2 separate regions of the Homo sapiens genome follow, and region 2 is linked to region 1. Evidence: chromatin loops called from intact Hi-C (ENCODE). Cell type or tissue: PC-3. All regions are shown on one strand. Each heading gives the region's core, and the rest is flanking DNA. Links, peaks and the distances in the headings are about the cores only. Region 1 has its middle 210 kb from the start of LINC00498. Region 2 overlaps SLC7A11 (solute carrier family 7 member 11).

What was found. Peaks named below come from ENCODE experiments on the same cell type or tissue, not always from the same donor. Only the 100,000 strongest peaks of a DNase experiment are listed, where the experiment ranks them.
Region 2: it touches region 1 in a loop (4-fold over the local background); 4 of 110 quality-filtered maps call a loop at or near these places.

Annotation. Positions count from the first base shown.
Region 1 is chr4:138,521,081-138,523,900 of GRCh38, reverse strand. No RefSeq gene overlaps it. Among named protein-coding and RNA genes, the nearest start is that of LINC00498, 210 kb to the right of the region's middle. In PC-3, for the core only: a CTCF peak has its summit at 1,279 (motif pointing right); no DNase peak of the experiment used is centred there.
Region 2 is chr4:138,190,652-138,193,471 of GRCh38, reverse strand. All of the region lies in intron 6 of SLC7A11 (solute carrier family 7 member 11), which reads left to right. Among named protein-coding and RNA genes, the nearest start is that of SLC7A11, 50 kb to the left of the region's middle. RefSeq lists an enhancer at 2,744-2,803. In PC-3, for the core only: no CTCF peak of the experiment used is centred there; a DNase peak (open chromatin) is centred at 1,141.

The sequences.
Region 1 (2,820 bases), core at 215-2,714:
TTGATCAGGTCATTGCATTGTTAGCTGGTTGTTATATAGACTTGATTGTATAGGTGCTTTATACTGCCTGTGAGCTATGTGCTTAAGCGTGTTTTTGTGGTAACAAGTGTCATTCTTTTGATTCCATATTTAGCAATCCCTTAAGGATCTTTTTGTAAGGCTGGTCTAGGTAAAATGTATTCCCTCTGAATTTGCTCATCTGAGAAGGATTTTACTTCTCCTTCACTTATGAAGTTTAGGAGAAATTCTTGATTGGAATTTCTTTCCTTTAAGGATGCTGAAAATAGGCCCTCAATCTCTTCTGACTTATACAAGTTCTGCTTAGATGTCTGCTGCTAGCCTGATGAGGTTATCTCTTTATGTGACTTGACCCTTCTGTCTAGATGCCTTTAAGCTTTTTTCTTTTGTATTGACCTTGGTGAATCTTGTGAACACGTGCCTTAGGGCTGGCCATCTTGTATAGTATCTAGCTGGGGTTCTCTGCATTTCTTGGATTTGCCTGTCAATGTGCCTAGTGAGATTAAGGAAGTTTTCATGGACTATATCCTCAAATATAGTTTCCAAGTTGCTTATTCTTTCTTCTCTCTCAGGAATGCTAATGAATTGTAGATTTGTTCTCTTTACGTAATCCCATATTTCTCAGAGGTTTTATTCATTTTTAAAAAATTCTTTTTTCTTTATTTTCATCTGACTGAATTGATTTAAAGAACCAGTCTTCAGGCTCTGGGATTCTTACCTCAGCTTGGTCTATTCCACTGGTAATACTTTTAATTGTATTATGAAATTCTTGCAGTGAGGTTTTCAAACCTCAAAAATAGCTATTTTAAGAAAGAACCAAAGTAAACTAAAAGTTTTTTTTCTTTCAGCTCTTGGATCATTTTACTGGATTCCTTGGATTGGGTTTTAACTGTCTCCTGAATTTTGATGGGCTTCCTTGCCATCGAATCTGAACTTTATGTCAATCATTCTAGTCATTTTAGACTGGTTAAGAACTATTGCTGGGGAGCTAGTGTACTTATTTGGAAGTAAGGGGACATTTTGGCTTTTTGAATTGCCAGAACTCTTTTCTTCTCATCTGGTGGTCGGGGGGGTGGGGTTGGTGTTCTTTTAATTGTGGTGAAAGTTGAGTATAGTCAGTTGGCTTCATTTATGAATGCTTTTAGAGGGCCAGGGCTCTGTACAGTATCTTTATGTGTGGGTGAATTCTTGAACTTGGTTTCACAGGTGTATGTATTAGCAGGATAATTTTTGTTGTTGTAGTTTGGACTGTGATCCAGTAGATGGCAGTTAAGTGTAATGGCTGGTAGCTAGGTTAATACCCAGCCATGGGGCTCTTTTGTATTTCCTTGTCTTTGCAGTGATGCTCTGTTGTTGTTGTGGTGGAGGGAGAGATGGTCCCTCGTCAGATCCACTCCTGGGCCTTGGTGGATCTCCCTCTGAAGACTTGCACTGCATGTGCACTTCTTTTGTTAGGTCTCCTGGGCTGTGGGGCCCTGTCAGGTAGAAGCTGCAGCAGGGAGATATGCCATAACCTTTCTAAACTGGCCCTATGGAGGACACACACCCTACTCTGCCCTGGCCTGAGAACCTGCACATCTCTCCCCTCTCAGTGGTCTGAGGGTGCAGCCTCCTCCACAGCTCTAGTGCTGGCCACAGATCTTGGCTTCATACTTCCAAGCTGTGCACCACAGTCCTGGGGCACCAGGATGCCTTGTGGCTCGCAGTCAGGTTCTAGCTGCACTAGGGGATCCATTGTGCTCCTGGGTCACTGGGAAAGTACTCAGGTGCAGCACTGCACTCAGGCTGGGCTTTAGGGGCTGTGCTGTGCACTCACTTCTACAGGGCAGCTAGGCATGGGCCCTGGGAGGAGCTGCCAGGCAGAAGACGTCACCGAGCAGATGTCCCAGTCCCCCAGCGAAGCTGGCTCCACTCTCTCCTGGCTTGGAGGACAGTTAGGTCATGTGCCTACTGGAGGGGGATGAGGAGCCCTGGGTGATGGGTGTCTATGGCCACTCTCTGCTGGAGCTGCCCAATGCACAAAAGCTCCCAGGCCCCACACTGTCTGAAGACCTATTTCTGCCTGTACCCCAGGGAGATTTCCCCTGCCAGCTCATACATCCATGGGGGATGTGGGGTCCCCTTATAGCTAGGATCCCAGAGGTCCACGGTAAAAGTGAGCAGTCCCCCAGTTCCCTCACTCACCCCTTTCCCAGAAGCCATTCTGGGCCAGAAACTTGCCCTGGTGTTCAGGTACCCCATGCAGGGTTCACAGCTTCCTCCGACTTCAGCCTCAGCTTCACCATTGCCTCTCCATCCACTCTTGGCATTTTCTCTCCAAAGATCTGCTAAAATATGGTGGTTTATTTGATAATTTGGATTCTTTTGGTTGGAGCAAGACTTCCTGGCTGTGTCTAGTCAGGTATCTTGTCTGTCACCCTCACCCCAGCAGCACTTTTTCTTTTTTTTTAGAGACAGGGTCTCACTCCGTCACCCAGGTTGGAGTGCAGTCGCACAATTATAGCTCACTGCAACCTCAAATTTTTGGGCACAAGTAATCCTGGGCCTCAGCCTCTTAAGTAGCTGTAATTACAGAAATGGCTATCATATAATATGTTTCTTTTAGTCTCCATGATATACATTTGTTTAATCAGTGATATTACATGACTTAATTATGATTCTCCACTATGTCTTGTATATGACAGCAAACCTGCCTTTGAAAACTTGTTCCTCAAAGGTAACAATTTTGATCACTCTTGCAGTAGATGGAAGGCAAAGTATATATATTTTCTAATTGAATGTATCATTTCTCCATAACAAAGT
Region 2 (2,820 bases), core at 32-2,531, 330 kb after region 1:
AGTGATGTAAAGACATGACTTTGAGCATCTAGAACAGTGATTTTAAAACCTACCTCAACTACTGGAACACATCTTTCTTTGATAGAATGTCAATACATAAAACTAGTAAGAGAGGACTCATCTGGTTGAAATGAGTGAGAACAGGATAGTCTATAATCCCATTGCTTATCTTATATTCTAATTCCCAGAGCACCCTACTTGAAAGCCAGTTGTTTAGTTGATCACTAGATATCAAAGTGAAATGATCAATATTAGTTGCACTTGCCTTTTTTGGTCAGAAATGTTGGAGGCAATTTTGGGTGGTAGAAGCAGTAGTTCGTTTGGTGGGATTGAATGTCTCCATGTTTACTTGTTTCATTTCTTATTATGCAGCAGAAATGTGATGGGGCCTGGTTGTGTGTGTATAGTATAAGTGTTGTCAGTTCCTTCTAAGACATGCGTTTACTGTCTAAGGGAATTTTGAACCTCATTCCCATTTACCATGCCAAAACATATATATCTATTTTATGTTGCCTTGTTTTTAGCATAAGAGTATATTTACTTAACGTTGCTTGTCTTATTATGAGTCCTTGGGCAAAACAAGAGGCAATTGTACTTTGTTCTTTGTTGGATGGGTGGCAGTTTTCAGAAATGCAACAGATTTTTAAATTTCAAAATAGCAAACAATGGGGTCTATCTTTCCTCTGTTTTGGGGAAGTAAGAATAATAATTATTTTCTCTCCTAGCTTTTAAAGATGAAAATCAGTTTTTATTTGATATTGTAATTTAGGACATCATTTTAATAATTTTATATCATATGCTTGTCTCATAAATAATATACTATACAATAAAATTTAATGAGGACCCACTTTAAGTCTTGTATAGACTAATTAAAAGCTACAAAAAAGTCTTGATATAATGAGGTCCTTCATTCTTTTATTAGTTAGAATAATGCTAGCTGTTACAACAGACAACCCACAAAATTTCAATGGCTTTAAACAATCAAAAGTTTATTTTTAAAAATTATATAACACTCCATTATTGGTGTCCCTGGCCACCAGTAGGCTTTCACGTTTATTCTGTGACCCGTATTCCTTTCATCATGTGGCTTTGTCATGCTATAGGTCCTTTGCAACTAGCTCACTCAGGAAAAGAATGTCACAAGGTGACACACTTAACCACCTTGGTCTTCAATGACACATCTACTCACATTCTGTTTGCAAGAATGAGTCACTTGCCCCTCCTAGATAAAAGAGGGGCTGGGAAATGTGGTGTCTGTTTTGGTAGCTGCTTCTCATAAATAACTTATACTTTGGAAAGAGAAAACAGACTTTTGGTGAGTAGTTGGTTGTCTGAGCTGTAAATCTGAATCTTAGAAACACTATTATAAAAATCGTTTACCGAAATGTTGCATTATCTTAGTGTTGTGTAGACCAAATCCTGAGGAAAATAATAAATTTTTTTAAAAAATTAAAAACAACCTAAGAGATACAAGAATTGAACATCAGTGTAAAATTTAATTTATTACTATTAAAATATTTTGTGTTCTTAGTTTTTTGTTAGTATTTTATTTAAAACCAATTTTGCTTTTGTACACTAGAACTTCCCTACAAATATGTTTGTGTTTATCCATGATAAATATGGATAACTGTAATGTATCTGGAAGACAAACTCTAAGTCTTTAGAAAATGAGAAAAAATGAGATGCAGACAATGCAAATTTTTTGTGTGTATGAAATGCAAGCAAATGAAAATTTACTCTCAAGCTACATTTTGCTGAATAATTTTATTTAGTCATGAATTTATTCTAATAGTAGAATAAAAATAATGAATAGATAAAACTGCTTATATTTATGTTTCTGATTGCTTATTATTCCATATTCCTGAGTTGTGAGTTTTCATTTTAGTTCATTTCTCTGTGTGGTGGTGGCTAAGAGTGACCCTTCTGGCCATTTTTCTATGTGGCTTTGCTGCACTTTTCTCCTTCCTTTATGCATCTCTGCACATTTTTCCATGAGCTTCCTTCAACCCTGCAGTCTTTTAATCTTTGTCTGTTCATTTCTTACATCTCCCTACAGGTCTCTCTGTCTTCTCTTCTTTTATGGAGTTCTTCATCTGTGGACAATGGAGAATGGTGAGATTTAGATTAGACATCAGTGGTATTGAAATTTAAAATGTCTCAGTGAAAACACCCATAGCCTTGCCGTGGTTCAGTAAGAAGCAGAGGGCAGGTGTTTGATGCTGGAAATCAGTGAGATCACTGTGCACATTTATGTAACAATATGCTCGGCCCATCACTTTGTTCAGCCTTGGCCCAGAATCATCATTAAGCATGAACATGAACCACAGACCTTTAAAAAATGTTCATAAATAGGCTTATTGAATGTTTTCTTTCTCTTGCTATATTTTTTTCAGTGACCACCTATGCCTTCCCTGCAACTATGTGCTATGTCTCTTCAAATACATTTCATTTATAATGTTTTTAATAGCCAAATTCCCACTCAGTAGAAAACTAGAGTTACTGCCATAGCACTAAATGACAGTGAGGCAAAATCACTGAAAACACACAAAGAAATGTGTGTTCTTCTACAGATGCTCTCAGTCATCTGTAGTCCAATTTTTTTCATGTCTGGAAAACTATTTGTTTTCTTGAACGCTTACTTGTACTTCAATCCCTGCTAGAAATGTCAGAAATCAGAGAGGCAGATAGGACTGTTCCATGTCAAGGGGTCTCTGGAGAGTTTAGTGTGAGCAAGAGTCAGGGAAAGTATGTCAAAATGTATGGAAGAAAACTCATGTGAATGAAAAATACGGATAGCTTTTCTTTGAAATGTACTCATTT